Linked DNA regions of Homo sapiens: region 2 is linked to region 1. A link is a loop called in an ENCODE intact Hi-C map of the cell type or tissue named here. Cell type or tissue: heart right ventricle. All regions are shown on one strand. Each heading gives the region's core, and the rest is flanking DNA. Links, peaks and the distances in the headings are about the cores only.

Region 1 (10,132 bases), core at 1,114-9,113:
CTAGACATTGTTCCTCCTAAGTTTTGTATGACCTTAGCCACTCAGTTAACCTTTGTGAGATCTCAGTTTTCTTATCTAAAAAATGAAGTAAATAATAAGGGTGTTGCTAAGGGGGATTTTTTTTTTATCTAGAGGTTTGTTGGAAGTAACTGTAGTAGTCATGCATCCAACCTCCCACCTGATGCCTCTGTGCCCATATTTTTGTCAGTCGAGCCACTCTCTGAACGTCATATTTCACAGCTGCTCAGGTTTTGGGCCACTCTTATTTATACAGTCCTACATTAAGTCTTAAATTTTTTTCTCTCATAAAATTTCCATGTTGTGTTAAATCAGTCACTTAGTTGATCATTTTTGTAGGTGGGAAAAGTAGGGAGGAACAGTGGGAAGGTATTTCTAATACCAAACAATGTCCCTGTGACTGAACATAGCTTTTATCCTTAAATAAGCCATGCCTATTGTTCTCATTGATCTTTTTCACTTAAAGTACACAGCTGTCTTCTGGGCACACTGTGGCTGTGATGGGCATTGACTTCACACTCAGATACTTCTACAAAGTTCTGATGGACCTATTACCTGTCTGTAACCAAGATGGTGGCAACAAAATAAGGTAAGTGCTTTGGGGATGCTATTTCCTTTCTAGCTGCAGTTTAAAAATAGATGTCAGGTATCTCTAGTTGAATGGGAACCGCATAGTTATGGTCAGGAATAGAAATCTAATTTATGGCCTGGGTGTCCTATTAAGAAGGTTTTTGTTCTTTTTCTCTTCTTTCGTTTTTCTGAGATGCATACTGTTTATGATTTAGACAGACTCAGCACACAACAAGAAAAATAACTGTAGCATGGAATGCACCAAAAGCTCTTGTTTCCCTGGAAGTCAGTAATTAGAGGCTTCCCATATCTTTGGTACTAGAAAGACCAGAGAGGACTCTTGGGTAGGACTTTTGATGTTAACTTTGTCATTAAACCAAAGTCTTTGTGACATTTTCAGCTGCTTAGACTGTTCCTTTTACATTTCCCCAGAAAGAGACCATGGAACCAAAAGTCTCTGCCTCCTGAATTTCAAAAGAACTTGTCTGATCAAAGCAAGGGCATACCCTTGATTTAATGCAGGCTGCTTTTAAAAATAGCTTTCTTAGTTCCACCTCATGGTTCATGCTTCGTGTCATTGGCCCTTATGGGGAAATGCAGAATTCCTGGCAAACTGATATCACTAATGTAAAGTAAAATAAAGCAAAATATAGTCTTGATTAAAGCAGTTCTAGCTTCATTTATTGTTTCTATCAAATATAGATCAAATATAGTAGTCCCCCTCTTATCTTTGGTCTCGCTTTGTGAGGGTTCAGTTACCCATAGCATAATACAATAAGATATTTTTATAGAGACAGAAAGACCACATTCACATAACTTTTATTACTGTTATAATTGTTCTATTTTATTATTAGTTAATGTTGTTAATCTCTTACTGGGCCTAATTTATAAATTAAACTATCACAGGTAGATATATATAGGGAAAAACCTGTATATGTAAGGTTCAGTACTATCATCACTTTCAGGCATCCATTGGGGGTCTTGGAACATATCTTCCACAGATAAGGGAGAAGGACTACTGTATATTTTTATACATCCCCTGCGTGTTGTTATTTTGTGTATATTTATCATTGAAAGAAGAAATTATATGCTTTACTTCAAATCTGTCAGTAGAAATACTCAAGTCTACTTCCTTTAGGATCTGCTTGCCTGGAAAAAAAGAACAAACTTCCCATTCATACATCTTTGCAAAAGGTCTGAGTCCATCTTACTCGGACTGGGTGAGCGCATTCTGTATACACTATGTAGGTGACCACAGAGTCAGGTGTAACTCTTACCTTAACCTCTACTCTAGGTGACCCGCAACCTCAAAAATCATGTACCTGTCTACCTGCCTGCCAGCTTCCCTTCATTTTTCCAATGAGTATTTATTGAGAACCTGGGATAAATGCAGTTTGTTTCAGGGCTAGCAAGATAAATGCTCTCTGAATACGTTTGAAAAAAAAAAAAACAGCTGATATGAATGAGGGGCATAACTTGTTTTGGTACAGGTGCTTCATAATGGAGGACAGGGGTTATCTGGTGGCGCACCCGACTCTCATCGACCCCAAAGGACATGCACCTGTGGAGCAGCAGCACATCACCCACAAGGTATTTGTCACAAAGCTGAGCTGCTCAGTTCTCCAACCTCCTGCAGCTCACTACATGGCATATGTCTTCTGTTCTCTTTGGCCTTGGTAGGAGCCCCTGGTAGCAAATGATATCCTCAACCACCCCAACTTTGTAAAGAAAAACCTGTGCAACAGCTTCAGTGACAGAACGGTCCAGAGGTTTTATAAATTCAACACCAGCCTTGCGGTAAGTTGATCTGATTCCTTAACACTCTCATTTTTCCATCCCATTATGGAACATGAATTGGAATCATGGCTAGTGTCTGAATATTATTCCTACCTGTTTCATCGCCTTAGAACTATAGAATGATAGGAGGAGACAGGAGCTTAGTTCCAGTTCCCAGTTTGACAATTGGGAGATATAAAGCTCAGAGTAGAAAAGTAAAAGTTTTAAGGTCTCTCAGTTGGTATTTTGTTTTGGTTTTATTTGTTTAAAGACTTTCCCAATGTAAGTCCTTTGAAATATCTGCTGAAGTTGGTTCCCACAGTCTTGTATAAATATATGTGGCACCATGTGTTCCTCTCTTCCTGTCTTCTAGAGATCACTCGGGCTCCTTAAATTCCCAAGGCCAAGTTAGGTCAGTTCTTGATCATTTGCTCTATGAGATGGGAACTCTTATGTAAATCATCTGAAAATAATGTCTTTTTTTAGCTTAGAGTACTCTGTATAGTTTGAGTTGCTGCAAATTTACCTGGTTATGGTTAAAGATCTTAAGGACATTCTCATTAATTTATAAATAATCCTAGTTGGGAGAAAGCTAAAATGGGGAATGAAAGAACATTCAAAAAGCTATTTACAGGAAGTAGGTTTTTTATTTAGAATAGGCATTTATGTCAGTCATTAAGTATGTAATTAATTTTTAAAATGTACTGGGTTAAATTAAAAATCCTAAACTGAGTCTCAAAAACTCTATTGCAGAAAGCAATTATCTGGTGGAAAAGAGTAGTTTAAAACATGAATATGTTAATAGAATGGTGTGTTCAAAGCAAGGGAAGTCATTATTACCCTGTTCAGACCCCATACCATTTTGAGAAGCACTGTTTTTAAAGGAGACATTGACAAATGAGACTGCCAAGTAAGGTTGTCATAGGAAAGTCTGACTTATTCTGTGTATCTTCTATTATTTATGCAATGATTTCTGGAGTCTTCAGCACACAATGCCAGGATACTCAGGTAGATACTTCTCAAAAGGCAAATTCGAATAATTTATTGGCCCAAGTTATCCCCAAATGGAATTAGAGCATTCCTGGGTATTGGGGCTGTCAGGACTCCAAGCCTATGTTACTGCTTATGTTCTAGAGGTGGGTGTCTTCCAGACAGTTAGAAATTCATGTAGACCTCTAAAAACCCATTGAGTGCTATGATTCTCAGAACTAAGCTAATCCTCACCAAGCATATATACAGGGTGAATGGCATGAAACAAGCTTGAGGTGAAATAATTTGCCTAGTGTATCTGACACACATGCAGAAAAATGATTACATGCAACTCTACAATACCACTTTGGAATCTTTGATTTTCTAATATGATAAACAAAATTGGCAATTCAAGAAACTTGCTATCACATTTTCTTGTTATGGAATGAAGAAAAGGGATACTTGTTTTAGTTGGATTATTTAAATATTCTAGAAGCAGAAATTTGCCTGTTAGGTTTGATTTTTAAATAATTTTATTATTATAAAAGGAAAAAGGTTCATCACCCAAAGAAAGGGGAATGCACAATTTGTGGTTAACTAGGTTTGCATGTGAATAAATTTTAAACTATTCCTTCCCTGAAAATTGTCTTTTATTGCTTCTTGAAGTATTCATTTTCCTGGTATATTGTTATGTGTTAAGAAAAAACAGATTTTAATAACAGTTATAAAAGTTACATTTGTATAAGCACAGATAAAAGAATTCATAATATATACACAGCTGTTCAATGGGAGATATCTCTGATTATGAATAATTTTTATTTTCTAAATTTTTAACAGTGACTATATATTTTTTAACAGTGACTTTTGTAATCAGAAACATTTTATTTTAAGCTATTTTTCGTAGGTAGTTGAAGAGTTGTTTTCACCAAGGTAGGGCTGAGTCTTTGCATTGCTGTCTGTCATTTCTGATACCTTGATTGTTCTGTAGGGGGATTTGACGAACCTTGTGCATGGCAGCCACTGTTCCAAATACAGATTAGCAAGGATCCCAGGAACCAACGCGTTTGTTGGCATTGTCAACGAAACCTGCGACTCTCTTGCCTTCTGTGCCTGCAGCATGGTGGACCGACTCTGTCTCAACTGTCACCGGTAAAAATGCAATGGGTCATATTCTGTGTTCACCACACTGTTTAATATTTCAACTGATGTCAGGCATTTTGAAGTGCAAAATAAACAGAAAGTGCTGGTGTGTGTCCTGAAGAAAAGTCACAGTTACAAAGCCACTTAGAGCTGTGCCGTTTGCAGCATCCTTGTCCAAAGAACAATGGATTAAGGCCATTTATGTATTTAACCTTTGGCTGTAACTTCTTTTTTACTATTCTTTTAAACTAGCTCAGAGCTTCATTATTTTGCTTCCCCAGCACATGTACAACTTACAGTTTGCCATTGACCTTCTGCATAGTAACTTTCTTTTTGCTTTTCAGAATGGAACAAAATGAATGTGAATGTCCTTGTGAGTGCCCTCTAGAGGTCAATGAGTGCACTGGCAACCTCACCAATGCAGAGAACCGGTAAAATAATTAATAATAATAATAATAATAATAATAATAATAATAATAATAATAATACATATGTAATACTGTGAGTCTCTTATAGATTTGTTTTGAGTTAGGGCGTATAAAGATGATTCATTCTAATGATAGAACTAACTGTTCAGTGAGCCAGAATTCAAGCTCCGTAGTGCCATAAAATGATGCCTGTTTCAAGGTTTAAATTTAACTGCTGTAAAAGTATTAAGAGTGTATGTGCTACATACAAAAAAATGTGAGAATGTTTCAAGCATTTACTAAGTGTCTACCATGTGTTGAGTACGTTATGCACATTAAGTCACTTAGTGTTCTAATTAACCCTGTGATAAATATGCAAGTGTTTTTTACACACGTATGATGTGTTCTACAGCATTATTTATATCAGTGACAGATTTTAACACCAGGAAAATAAATTGTAATAAACCCCTTCTCTAGAAATTAAGAGTGTCATGTGTGTTTGTATTGTGTGTGTATAATTGTTTGTTGAGACATGGTCTCACTCTGTTGCTCAGGATGGAGTGCAGTGGCGCGATCATGGCTCACTGCAACCTCTACCTCCAAAGCTCAAGCAATCCTCCCACCTTTCTACCTCCCTCGTAGCTGGGACTGCAGGCATGTGATTCCCAAGCCTGTCTAAATTTTGTTGCTGTAGTAGTACTTTTCGTAGAGATGAGGTTTCATCATGTTGCCTAGGTTATTTGTATTACTTCTACTGTATATAAAGATAAGTAAATTGAAGCTCAGAGTTGTTAAGTGATTGATACAAGGTTACACACTAAGTGGCAAAGCCAGGATTCAAACCCAAATCTGTCTGACTGCTGTTAAGGACCAGGAGCATGAGTTTGGAATGTGGGCGGTGGTCGTCTTAACCTCCAGACTTACCTCCTGCACAGAAACCCCAGCTGCGAGGTCCACCAGGAGCCGGTGACATACACAGCTATTGACCCTGGCCTGCAAGATGCTCTTCACCAGTGTGTCAACAGCAGGTGCAGTCAGAGGCTGGAAAGTGGGTAAGCAGAATCTAGTAAAGAATTGAGGTTTTCCAGCTAATATTTATTATTCCTACTCTTCGTGTTTTAAAAAGGTATGTCAGTTTTTCAGATCTGAAACTGATTTCCATAAGCCTTTACCCACCAGATTAAATGTTGTCTCGTTCCCACTTATTACCCGTATTTAGCGTGTGTACCATATGTTAGTAGCCTCATCTGTGAATGGGAGTTTTTCTTGAAATAAAAGACTTGTGAGGGGCCATGGCATGAAGCAGCAGGGCAAGGGAGGAGGAACCCCTGAGGTCCAGAAGCAGAACCCAGTGGTCAAGGCTCTAGGTGTGATATTTTGAAGCTCATTTATTTTCCTTTCTTAGGAAACACATCTGCTTCATGATAGTTTTGAGAACTAAAAACTACATGTTCCCCGCTCTCTCCCCACTCCTCAGGTGGGATTAGGAGTTTGGGACTAGACATTATGGAAATAGTGGCTGTGGTAGACTAAGTAAAGGGGAGTTGGTTTTTAGCTTATTGTAGCTGTAGCTTGCCATTTTATTAAACAGTGTTTAGAGGGATAGCTTACTCTGCTTTGCGTGTGTATTTTAGCAAAGGAATTGTGGCATCAAACTGATTAATTTGGGATGTTATACAGTAGCCCCAAGTCAATTAAGTTTGGGAAATGCTGACACTGCATATATTCTCTTGAGACAGTCACAATGCATGTAATACACTAAAGGCTCTGAGAAATTGGCAGTGAGGAAACCTGTGGTGACTGGCCAAGTATTTCCAAACTTATTGGACTTTTTTTTTTATTTTTTTAAATGACCCCACACTTGGGGGATGTTAAGCCAGAGTCTAACAAACATTGGGGTCATTTCTGTTTGGTCTTGTAAGATGATTTTGAATAGCCCCATGATGTGTGGATGTCATTATTTAATTCACAGAGAGCAGTTTTATTTCTCTCCTTTCCAAGTTGTTAAGAGGCATAAAACAGTTATTTCCCTGGCAGTCTATTGCTATTCTCATTTTATAAGGAAAGGAAACTAAAGCTCAAGAAATTCACAGCACTAGTAAGTAATGGAGATCCTGAGAACTGTCTGATGCCCACACTTAAGTGCTGTCCCCTGCCCCACACTGCTTTATAGAAGACTAAGTATTGTTTTTCTGGCAGGGACTGTTTTGGGGTGCTGGATTGTGAATGGTGCATGGTGGACAGTGATGGAAAGACTCACCTGGACAAACCCTACTGTGCCCCCCAGAAAGAATGCTTCGGGGGGATTGTGGGAGCCAAAAGTCCCTACGTTGATGACATGGGAGCAATAGGTATGTTTGTTAGATGCCCCAACAATTTGATTCTTGAATATACAATTTCCTGCCTATATGCTAGGACATCTTAAAATAATCCTCTTCCCAACTTCCCTGATTCCTTTGCTGGTAGTCTTTAGTTACAAAACCAAGGCAGATAATTACCTTCAGAACTGGCTAAATATTCTATGCAGAGAGAGTGAGTGGCCATCTGTGCTGCCAAATTTTACAAGCCTGGAATTCATTCCCATAAAGCTTGTTCTGATAAATATAAGGACTGGTTTCTGCATGGCCAAACTCTGGAGTCTGTTTGGATATGCACGCCAGCTGTCAGAAGCACAGGGCCGTGTACGGAGTGACCACTGTATGTCTAGTGCCTGCTAAAACCTTCACTCACAACTTTTGCAAGGTAGAAGTCTTATAGCTACAAATCAGTATTTGGGGCCTTGGAGTCAACAGAAGCCAGAGCTACCCAGTGCATCTGGGACAGCTTAGGATGAAGCACAAGGACACCACAGGGTGGACAGCCCCTGGGATCAGTCTCCAAGACCTCAAAAATACTGCCAAGATTAGATTGCTTACCTGAGATTTTTTTTTTCAGTCTTTCCAGAATTAGCACCAAGGCCTAATTCTTAGATGGCAGTAGAGTCAAATATTTAAATCCTTAGTTAATACCTTGATTTTTAACATCACTTACATCAGCCTGTCTAGAAGAAAAGCTCATATGTGGGGAAGGATTTTGAGCTTGTATGTTACTGCTGAACTAGGTGAGGGTACATATGTGAAAGTGACTTGGCTCTGAGAAATCACTTTCTATGCTCACCTGCAGTTTCCTATCTGGAAAGCACAAATGGCCTTTTAAAGGAAACCCATAAGCTTCGAAACTTGATCCGGTTAGCGCATATTTATTGGACCTGGTGCCTTTTATTTCAGTGGTTACTCTGTACTAGGTGACTTTTCCTCTCTTCCAAGAGTAACTCATACCCCAGGGAGCTAGGACTCTGTTGGTGTTGGATGCTGCCTGTGTAAGCAATTCTTCTGGTCTGCTCACTCTTCCCAGCAGTCCTTGCCATTTGTGCTCCTGCTCTGCCTAGCAACCAACACTGGAGAACCAGGAATTAAATGTAGCCTCCGCTCCCACGTTCCCATGCGTCATGTTTGAGGAACTCAAAGCCTAACTAAGCATCTGTTTATCTTCCGCCAACCCCCTTCCCACTGTATTCCCTCCCATCTCACCATCCTTACTTTCTTCCCCACTTGGGAAATCTTAACAAGAAACATCTTCTTGCTCTTTCACTGAAGGTGATGAGGTGATCACATTAAACATGATTAAAAGCGCCCCTGTGGGTCCTGTGGCTGGAGGGATCATGGGATGCATCATGGTCTTGGTCCTGGCGGTGTATGCCTACCGCCACCAGATTCATCGCCGGAGCCATCAGCATATGTCTCCTCTTGCTGCCCAAGGTGAGCTCAAAATGAACCCCACAGGGGAGGCAGCAGCCAGGCTAGAAGGACAGTGGCGGGTTGTGTAAGCCTCTAAGGAACTGTCAGAACAGTGCTATACTTTCAGCTTCTGTGGAGTCATTTTGGAAGTTCCCAAAGCCTGCTTTCTTCTTCAGTGCCTAAACCCTACAAGCTCTATTTTGATCCCCGGAAAAATCCCTGGATCCTCTCCTTACCAGCATTAGCCCCCAGTGGCCTGCCTCTGCAATAAGCCAGTCAGGGGAGCTGGGATGCTGAGTGGGAAATTTTGTTTGTTAGATGTGCTGCCCTTGCAATTCCAAAAAGACAGGCAAATCAAAGATACCCCAGATCACTAATGGCAAGAATATAATCTGTTCGATTGCAGCTGCCATTATGTAGTGTGAATAAACACACATTTGAATAATCACATCTCTTAAAACAGGATAAGTCGGCCAATCGCGGTGGCTCATGCCTGTAATCCCAGCACTTTGGGAGGCCGAGGTGGGTGGATCATTTGAGGTCAGGAGTTCAAGACCAGCCTGGCCAACATGGTGAAACCCCGCCTCTACTAAAAATACAAAAACTAGCCGGTGCGGTGGCACCTACCCGTGGTCTGAGCTACTTGGGAGGCTGAGGCAGGAGAATCGCTTGAACCCAGGAGATGGAAGCTACAGTGAGCCAAGATCGCGCCATTGCATTCCATTCTGGGCGAAAGAGTGAGACTCCATCTGAAAAAAAAAAAAGTCATCGAAGCCAAGTACAAAATGATTCACCTATAATCATGGCCTCAATACCACGTGCAGTATCTATACTCTGTTTAAGTGCAGTATCTGTACTCTGTTTGCAGGGAACAAAACTGTTTAATGGCCATCTCCATCCTTCCTAAAACCCCAGTCCCCGGGGATGTGTTGACCTGACCTTTTTGGAGGTGAAGTTAACTCATCTTCCTGGCCACTTAGCTCACTCTAACAGCTGTAATGACAGGTTGATGTTAAAGCATTTCACTATGGCCACAAGCCTGAAGGGGAATCATGGAGTAATGTTACCTGATTTAGTAACAGGGATAATCACCATGTGCTTCCCTTGGTGAGATTCAGCTAGACTGAGGATGACCGTCATCCAGTGTTAGCTTATGCCTGGCCTTTTGGAGGCTTTTGTTGCACCATTTCACCAACACAGTCAGTCATTTTTCAATCCCTTTCCTTCTGTTTCAGTACTTTAGTAGAGGATTAAAGATTTGTTGGCCTCAATCAACTTCTTTTCTCCTCCTTTCTCAGAAATGAATTTCAGATGTCTCTTGATTACTTGTTCTTCTTGTTTGGATTCCTGCTCCCTCCTCCTTTAAAAAAACATGGGGCATCAGTTCATTCCCTTCTAAGATGGGATTCATTCTTGATGGAATGCTGTCACCCAGCCATCAAACAAGTGCTCAGCAGGGTATTAAAGCGGGTGATT
Region 2 (10,132 bases), core at 1,015-9,014, 300 kb before region 1:
AACAATGAGAACACTTGGACACAGGAAGGGGAACATCACACTCTGGGGACTGTTGTGGGGTGGGGGGAGGGGGGAGGGATAGCACTAGGAGATATACCTAATGCTAAATGACGAGTTAATGGGTACAGCACACCAGCATGGCACATGTATACATATGTAACTAACCTGCACATTGTGTACATGTACCCTAAAACTTAAAGTATAATAATAATAAAATAAAATAAAAAATTTTAAATGTCTGATCTAGTATAGCTCAAAGGTCCCATCTGGTTTGAAAAATTGAGATTATTAATAAAAGAATAAAAATTAGAAGAAGGAAAATAGTCTCAGCAAAATGGACTTAAAATTTTAGGAATGTTTTCTAGACATGCTGGTTTGGGTCCAAAAAACTACCTACAGGGAAAGGTTCTCCTAATTATTTTGCCAGTACAGAACCACTTGAAACCACATGGCAGTGGTCACCTTGAGCTTGTGGAAAATAGCTGGCCCCTCCAGTTTTCAATTTAACTTGAAAGCAGAATGGATCTCTGATGATTGGTGATGACGAGCATCTTTTCATATGTGTATTGGCTATTTGTATATCATCTTTGGAGACATGTCTATTCAGACTTTTGCTCATTTTAAAATCAGCTTATTTGATGTTTTTGTAATTGTAGGAGCTCTTTACATATTCCGGATATTAACCCTCATTAAATCTATGATTAACAAATATTTCCTTTTATTCTGTAAACTTTTTTTTTTCAAGTTTGGGTCTCTCTCTGTCACTCAGGCTGGTGTGCAGTGGCATGATCATGTCTCATGGCAGCCTTGAACCCCTGGGTTCAAGCAATCCTTTTGTTTCAGCCTCCCAAGTAGCTGAGACCACAGGCACACACTACCAAAACTAGCTAATTAAAATTTTTTTTTTGTAGAAACAGGATCTCACTATGTTACCCAGGCTCGTCTCAAACCCCTGGCCTCACGTAATCTTCCTACCTTGGCCCCCCAAAGTGCTGAGATTACAGGTGTAAGCCACCATAACCAGGCTTATAAATTGCATTTTCACCCTCTTGTGTTCTTTGATGCACAAAAGTTCTTAAGTTTGCTATAGTTTCATTTGTCTGTTTTTTTTTATTTTGTTGCCTGTACTTTTGGCGTCATAGCCAAGAAATTCATGGCCAAGTTTAATGTCATTAAATTTTTCCACCATGTTTTCTTCTAGGAGTGTTGTAGTTTGGGGTCTTATGCTTAGAAGGTGCTGCTTTGAGACCCAGAGAAGACCTTGATCTTTTCATTTGAATAACTATCTTCATCCATCAGCTTAATGGATCATTTCAACCCTCAAGGCTAATATTCTAAGGGGAGCAAGAGAGTTCCCCTTATTCTAAGCTAACTTATCCCCACCACTGCCCCACCTCTGACCAAACCTTCATGTCCAATAGCCCTGCTGTTTCTTTGTGCAGTTGCAAAGGGGGAGATGTATGTCAACAGTCTCTTGAGAATGAAACGCTGCCTGCTTGCCTGCCTCCCTGTCCCCCATATCTTACTAATATATAAAAATATATGGGCCGGGCATGGTGGCTCATACCTGTAATCCCACCACTTTGGGAGGCTGAGGCGGGTGGATCACCTGAGGTTGGGAGTTCGAGACCAGCCCTACCAACAAGGAGAAACCCTATCTCTACTAAAAATACAAAAAAATAGCCGGGTATGGTGGTGCATGCCTGTAATCCCAGCTACTCAGGAGGCTGAGGTAGGAGAATTGCTTCAACCCGGGAGGCAGAGGTTGCAATGAGTTAAGATCGGGCCATTGCACTCCAGCCTGGGCAACAAGAGCAAAAATAAGTGGTAAGATGACTTGAAACCCTCTCTCTTCCTTTAGTGGGAAGAGGAACCTGGTGCTAAGAGAGAAGCATTTTGCACCCAGTGCTATTTACAGTAAAGTGATTTGAAGAAATTTTGTAATGAGACCCAGGATAGAGAGGATACAATTATGTCTACTTTCTACTTTCATATTTAGGCCCAGAGTCTTTGTTCCGTTACAGAATTGTGACCTTCCAGATAAGTCTAAGATAACCAATTTGTGGAAGACAGCACATTTCTATGACAACCAACATATAAAAGTATAGGTGAAGACCAGAAGAAGGGCCAAGAAGATTATGTGTTGTAATAACTTCCTGCTCTTTCAGGGACAAAGGAAAAGAGATTCAACTAATCCCAGAACTTTGGTAACAAAATTCCAGGCAAAGTTAACAAGTATGTTCCAAGTGTGATCCATAGGAATAATGGCAAAACAGTGGGACTTTCACTAAGCTGGAACTGTTTTTCTCCCAAAATAGCTAAAACCAACACAATGTGCAACTACAAATATTCCTCTATTTTGTGAAGATGATGCCATCTAACCAACATGAGAAATTCATATTACTAACATCAAGGATGTGGGGGCAGGTGCAGTGTCTCACACCTGTAATCCCAGCACTTTTGGAGGCCAAAGAGGGAGGACTGCTTGAAGCCAGGAGTTTGAAACCAGCCTGGGCAACAAAACAAGACCCCATCTTTACAAAAAAAAAAAATTATTTAACTTAGCCAGGTGAGGTGGTGCACATCTGTGCTTCCAGCTACTCAGTAGGCTGGGCTGGAGGAGCATTTGGAACCAGGTTTTAAAGGCTGTAATCATACCACTGCACTCCAGCCTGGGTGACAGAGTGAGGCTCTGTCTCAAAAAAAAAAAAAAAAAGGTAAACCTACTTCTTTTTTTTTAATTTTTAATTTTTGTGGGTAAATAGTAGGTGTATTTATTTATGGGGTATATGAGATGTTTTGATACAGGCATGCAATATGTCATAATTGCATAATGGAGAATGGGGTATCCATCCCCTCAAACATTTATCCTTTTTACAAACCACCCAATTACACTCTTCTCATTATTTTAAAATGTGCTGGTTAAGTTATTATTGACTATAGTCACCCTGTTGTGCTGTCAAATAGGAGGTCTTATTCATTCTATTTTTTTGTACCCATTAACCATCCCCACTTCCCCCCACCGCCAGCCCCTCACTACCCTTCCCAGCCTCTGGTAATCATCCTTCTACTCTCTATGTCCATGAATTCAGTTGTTTTGATTTTTAGATCCCACAAAGAAGTGAGAACATGCAATGTTTGTGTTTCTGTGCCTGGCTTATTTCACTTAACATAATGATCTCCAATTTGGTCCACGTTGTTACAGATGACAGGATATCATTCTTTTTTACAGATTAACAGTACTCCCTTGTATATATGTATCACATTTTCTTTATTCATTCATCTGTTGATGGACACTTAGGTTGCTTCCAAATATTGGCTATTGTGAACAGTGCTGCTGCAAAGAGTGTCTCTGCAAACAGATATCTCTTCCATATATTGATTTCCTTTCTTTTGGGTATATACTCAGCAGTGAGATTGCTGGATCATGTGGTAGCTCTATTTTTCGTTTTTTTAAGGAACTTCCAAACTGTTCTCCATAGTGGTTGAATTAATTTACACTTCCACCAATGGTGGAAAGCTTCCCTTTTCTCCACGTCCTCGCCAGCATGTTATTGCCTGTCTTTTGTATGTAAGCCTTTTAAACTGGGGTGAGATATCTCATTGTTGTTTTGTTTTGCATCTCTCTGATGATCAGTGATGGTGAGCACCTTTTCATATGCCTGTTTGCCATTTATGTGTCTTCTTTTGAGAAATGTCTATTCAAATATTTTGCCTATTTTTTAATTGGATGCTTAGATTTTTTTCCTATAGAGTTCTTTGAGCTCTTTATATATTCTGGTTATTAATCCCTTGTCAGATGGGTCGTTTGCAAATATTTTCTCCCATTTTGTGGGTTGTCTCTTGACTTTGTTGATTGTTTCCTTTGCCATGCAGAAGCTTTTTAACTTGATGTCATCTCATTTGTCCATGTTTGCTTTGGTTGCCTGTGGTTGTGGGGTATTGCTCAAGAAATCTTTGCCCAGACCCAATGTCTTGGACATTTTCCCTGAGGTTTTCTTGTCATAGTTTCATAGTTTCAGATCTTAGATTTAAGTGTTTAATCCATTTTAATTTGACGTTTCTATAGGTCAAAAGATAAGGATCTAGTTTCATTCTTCTGCATATGAATATCCAGTTTTCCCAGCACCATTTATTGAAGAGACTATCTTTTCCCCAGTGCATGTTTTTGGCACCTATGTTGAAAATGAGTTCACTGTAGGTGTGTGGATTTGTTTCTGGGTTCTCTATTCTCTTCCATTGGTCTATGTGTCTGTTTTTACGCCAGTACCATGCTGTTTTGTTTCCTATAGCTCTGTAGTATAACTTGAAGTTAGGTACTGCAGATTTGTTCTTTGTTCTTAGGATAGCTTTGGTTATTCTAGGTCTTTTGTGGTTTTATATAAATTATAGGTTTTTTTCTATTTCTGTGAAGAATGTCATTGGTTTACATTGAATCTGTAGATTGGGTAGTATGGACATTTTAGCAATATTGAATTTTCCAGTCCATGAACATGGAATATCTTTCCAGTTTTTGGTGTCCTCTTCAATTTCTTTCATTTGTGTTTTATAGTTTTCATTACAGAGAGATCTTTCACTTATTTGGTTAAGTTGATTGCTAAGTATTTAATTTTTTGTGGCTATTGTAAATGGAATTACTTTTTTCATTTCTTTTTCAGATTGTTCACTGCTGGCATATAGAAATGCTGATTTTTGTATGTTGATTTTGTATGATTTTATTTCTTGTGAAATATTAACTCTGGCCATTATTATGCTAAAAATGATGCATTTTCCTCTCTTCCTGTTCTGGGTTCCATTACAAACATTCTCCACATTCACTAACAATGAATGGTACCATTATAAAATGTCTTATTCCTAGTCCTTAAATTTCTTCTCTGGCCCTGGGAGAAGTTAAAGGAGTGGATAGGAAAAAGCATGTACTCTAATACACATGCGTAGAGAGAAAGGAAATCCCATAGTAGCTTGGTGGGCTGGGTGGGATGGGATTGGGTACCTTGATGTGAAACTGAGAAATCTAGCCCACTTCTTTCCTGAGACTTTATTCATATAATTAAACTTATTACAAGTCCTTACAACTTCTCTAAAAGTCCAAATTCCTTACTGACATTTCTCAGTTTAGACCTATAGTATTTTAGCCCATATCAACTTTTCTTTATTCTGCTCTGTAATTCTAAACCTGAGGGTCTACATACTACTTTTCCCAGAATTCCTTGACAACTGGCTGTTGTTGTTGTTGTTGTTATTTTTTGCCAGTAGAGGACACTGGCAGGACGTAGAAAATAAAAAGATGGAGAATCCATTCTTCCTCCTTCTTATCCGCTTCTAGAACTCCTCCGCAAGTGGCTGTATCCTTCCGCAACCCACATTATCTCCATAGTAGCGGCAACAGCCATGAGTTCTAGCATAGCCAAACAGCCTTTCTCTGCACATTTGGACTCCGGTAACACCAGATTCATCCTTTTGTCTCCCAGGCCTAAGAACTGTAGTCGCTTCATGCAGTTACTAAACTGTTGTTTACTAACCACTCCACCCCCTTTTTATTATAAATCTCTCTCTCTCATTCCCTTACCCATGTAACCAATTCCTTGTATTAAATTCCTTCTGTTTAAAATATCTAGAAATATTTCGGTTTTTTTTTTTTACTTGGATCCTGATTAACTCCAACCTACCTTTCTAGTCTTACCTCCTTCTTACCACTAAAATCAAACACTACCTCTTACACTGACCCACATATTATATGCTCCAGTCATACTGTACTTGCTCCCCTTTCACCTAAGTCATATGCCACTTTTAAAAAAAAATCAGGAACAACTTGGATCAAACAAAACTAACCTTTCAGATTTACCACAGGAAGAAAGAATATTGCCATGATAGAGTCTTTGTATTATCAATCCACCTTCTGTTAATAATTTTGAAAGTTTTGTTTTCAGATTAAGAATTTGTGGGGCTGGGGCTGGGGAAGACTGAGGATATAGTTACTTTTAGTCGTAGAGAAATAAAATTACATTTGCACCTGTGAATACTTAATGAAAATCGTACTTGCACCATCCCACATCAAATTAATTTCTTTTTTCTCTTTCCATTGCTCTCCCTTACCTTTGAATTTTAACATAGACTTTGGCATAATAAACTTACTGTTCCTCAGTTTAATTACTCAAGAAAAAGACCTAAGTTCTATGACCTGGTAGTTGGTAATTTTGCTTTGATGTGAATTTGATCATGAATTCTTTGCAGATGGTGCAAAACCAGAATGGCTTATTGATGAGTGAGGCTGGCAGAGCGGTGCCTCCTACATTTCTCTATAGGAGGGACTTAGAGGATACAATCTGGCTTTTAGGGCTTGCTTGGCCAACATTACGTTAACTTTGATCAAGAAAAATAGCAACATTTTCTTAAGATACATGTATTCATTCTTTATATTAGAATCAGAGAATGTCAATTGTCCATATCAAATAATTCTTTTTATTGTTATTGTTATTAATTGAATGTCGTGGAAGGGGACATTTAGAAAGGGAAGTATTTGCTCTCTACTGCTATTACTGCTAGCTGACCGCAAGACCAGAATCTGAGCTCAATGTGGCTCTGTTGTTCTCTTCTCATTACCAAGTATATAGTAGCTTTAAGGATGTAACAAAAATATTCTGTGTGAGAAGAAATCCAACTGACAGTGCTGATGATAAAGAGACAGTGCTGCAATAGACAGAACTAAAGTCTGAGAAAGTGAAAGTATTCACATTTGAGGATTAGCAACTGTTTCAGATACATCACCTGTGAATGTCAAGAAACTACTCTAAAATGTAGATTGCAGAAAATTTGGAAAGAGGAGGGGCACACCCATAATCCCATAATTCCAAAACAGCAAGATGAACATTTTGGAATATATATTTCCAGCTGGTTGGTTTTCTATGTTTTGAATACTGAGGTGATAGTATCCTACCTTTTTTATCGAACATATCAATAAAAAACTGCCAACAGATAACTTTTAACAGACCTATTCCACTGTGTTGAAGTAATACAATTTACTTAATAATTGTCCTAATCAACTATGAATTTTCTAATTTTATTACCATCATAAATAACACTATAGTGACCATTTTATAAATGAATTTAACTGAAATTTCACAATCTTAGGGATATGTGTGTATATATGTATATCTGTGAACACATACATGTACATAGATATACATACATATGTGTATGTGTATGCATATAAGTGGAACTATTAAAAGATTGTGAATATTTTAAAATGTATTAATTCATATTACAAAATGCTTTCCAGAGAGATTAGTCTAATTTGTATCCCCAGTAGCTGTATAAGAGAGTATTTATCTCACTATACTCTTGCTAATATTGAGTATTATCACTTTTAATAATTAGATCTTAGTGATGATACGACAGAAAAATCTAATTCATTCTGATCTAAATCTGCTTTGCAATGTTTTAATAACTATTTGTTGAATAAACTGTTCTTTCACCACTGATTTATCTCTTTTATTCTTAAATGATTGTATAGAATACAGTCTTTATGGACTCTTCCTGTCCTATCTGTCTAATTTTTGTACAGATACCACAAACACTTATTTACTGTAATTTCATAATGTGTTTTGCTCTCTGATAGCACGTCATTAGTCTTTTTAGCATAGTTCTAAGCTAATTTCACCTTTTTAGAACACTTTTGGTTTTACTTCTGCTATAGCACATTGTGTTTTACCTTAAATTATGGCTGCATAACTTATCTCCCAGAAGAAACAGAAAACTCATTGAAGGTGGAGATTTTAAAATCTTTTTTACTGTGTCCCTTTCCAAATCACAGTTATTTACTCAAAAAAATATAGCAAAACCTTTCAACTGCAGGCAAATGGTTTGTTAGAATCAACTTCAAAACAGTCCGTATTCTCTTCCTTTCTGAATTTCCTGGAATCTTGAAGAAGCTCCTTCATCACCTCTATTTCACATCCCTCAATCACACCAGTCATATCCAACAATTCCTTAAGCAAGAACATAAAGAACTGATAATTGCTTCTGAGGGTAATTTGTTCGACACACTGACCTATATATATCGAACCCACTAATAAGCACTATTGAAAGACAAACTAATAGATCATTATTATTATACAGGCTAAATGGAGATATAGCTAAATAGTAATGAATTTTATTTGGTAATTGCCCACATAAGAGAAAAAATTATCATTTAAAAGAACTGTAGTTACTAATTAGTTACTAACTCTACCTGTCTTCTGTGACTTTTATTGTCTCTAAAAATAGTACAGATGTTCATTGGAGACATTCACAAACCAAATAAGTGGCCCTTTATTTGTTTAAGAAATTAATTTGATCAAAGAAGTAGTTTCTAAATCAAAGTATTCTTTGGAAACACCTAATGATTTAAAACATAGATTCCTTGATACCATATAGAAAGTTTGACTTCATAAAGCCAGGGTTGGAACCAGGAATCTGTTTTGGTTTTTTTCCTTTTTAAACTCCCTAGATGATTCTAATATAGCTGTTTGGGAACTACTAGGTTAGAACATGTTATTAATGAGGCTGAGATCATTGCAATACATTTATTCTATTTTATGTATTATTATTATTATTATTATTGAGAAAGGATATGGCTCTGTTGTCCAGACTGGAGTGCAGTGGTGTGATCATGGCTCACTGCAACCTCAAATTCCTGGACTCAAGCGATCCTCTCACCTCAGCCTCCTGAGTGGCTAGGACTACAAGTGTGCACCACCATGCCCAGCTAATTTTTGTTTTTTTTGTAGAGACAGGGTTTTGCCATGTTGCCTAGGCTCGTTCGCTCTATTTTTTTAAGACATAAATATTCTACAAGATTCCATTCAAAATCATTAGGTGTTATAGGGGGCCCAGAGGAGTTGATTCCCAGGTAACTTGACATTTTCATAGAAGTGACAAGAAAAATAGACAAGGGGCATCCATGCCGGAATCATTTATCTTTCAAATCTTCATAGGATGTACTTTTAACTCTTGGATCAGAACAGCATGCCTGGGACTGGTCTTCATGTAAGAAGCGGAGGGAATTCCAGATTGAATTGAAGGACACCAGACAGGTACCATCCCTTGCCATCCACTCCCACTCCACCAGCCTTTTTGGCAAATTATCTCCCCTATTGCCATTATAACAGAAATCTTATATTTAAAACTTGATTCCTTCCAGTTACTCCCTAATTATTCTATTCACTCTATATCATAACTGAACATCCATAATTACTAGACAGGATGCTAATCTCTGGCAAGAGGGCCATAAGCAACTCAATCTCGATCCTCGGGGAGTTGAAATCCAGAGTGGGATGCAGCCCTCTTCATCTATAACACAGCAATGATATGTGCAGTGAAAGAAGAGGGCTCTGAACCCAGATGAGAAGGTGAAATGAAGTGAGGACCCACAGGCACACCATATTAATTGTGCTCCGCTTTATTGCGCTTCATTATATTGCAATTCACAGATACTGCATTTCTTTACAAATTAAAGGTTTGTGGCAACGCTGCGCTGAGCGGGTCTATTGGCACCATTTTTCCAACAACATATACTCAATTCATGTCTCTGTCATATTTTGGCAATTCTCACGATATTTCAAACTTGTTCATTATTATTATATCTGTTACAGTGATCTGTGATCAACGATCTCCGATGTTTCTGTGGTAATTGTTTTGGGCAGCATAGACCACACCTATATAAGATGGTGAACTTAACTGATCAATGCTGGATGGGTTCTGACTGATCCACCGACCGACTTCCCCCTCTTTCTTCCTTTCCTCAGGCCTCCCTATTACCTAAGATACAAAAATATTGAAATTAGGCCAATTAATAACCTACAATGGCCTCTAAGCATTCAAGTGAAAGAGCCACACATCCCTCATTTTATTATTTATTTATTTATTTATTTTTTGAGACAAAGAGTCTCGCTCTGTCACCCAAGCTGGAGTGCAGTGGCACGACCTTGGCTCACTGCAACCTCCGCCTCCCCAGTTCAAGCGATTCTCCTGCCTCAGCCTCCTGAGTATCTGGCACCCGCCACCATGCCAGGCTAATTTTTGTATTTTTAGTAGAGAGGATTTCACCACATTGGCCAGGCTGATCTCAAACTCCGAACCTCGAGTGATCCAC

The links. Hi-C counts contacts between places; a loop is a spot of excess contacts. Peaks named below come from ENCODE experiments on the same cell type or tissue, not always from the same donor. Only the 100,000 strongest peaks of a DNase experiment are listed, where the experiment ranks them.
Region 2: a loop joins it to region 1, with 5 times the contacts of the local background. A loop is called at or near these places in 13 of 110 quality-filtered maps.

What each region holds. Positions count from the first base shown.
Region 1 is chr1:64,671,080-64,681,211 of GRCh38, forward strand. It overlaps CACHD1 (cache domain containing 1), which reads left to right. Exons shown (of 27, transcript NM_020925.4): 17 at 485-607; 18 at 2,079-2,178; 19 at 2,269-2,385; 20 at 4,322-4,482; 21 at 4,818-4,904; 22 at 5,816-5,932; 23 at 7,080-7,231; 24 at 8,516-8,677. Among named protein-coding and RNA genes, the nearest start is that of RAVER2, 69 kb to the right of the region's middle. In heart right ventricle, for the core only: CTCF peaks have their summits at 4,870 (motif pointing left) and 5,077; no DNase peak of the experiment used is centred there.
Region 2 is chr1:64,373,688-64,383,819 of GRCh38, forward strand. LOC105378774 (a long non-coding RNA gene) reads left to right here. Exons shown (of 3, transcript XR_947460.4): 2 at 8,976-9,074; 3 at 9,633-9,884. Among named protein-coding and RNA genes, the nearest start is that of CACHD1, 91 kb to the right of the region's middle. In heart right ventricle, for the core only: a CTCF peak has its summit at 5,249 (motif pointing right); no DNase peak of the experiment used is centred there.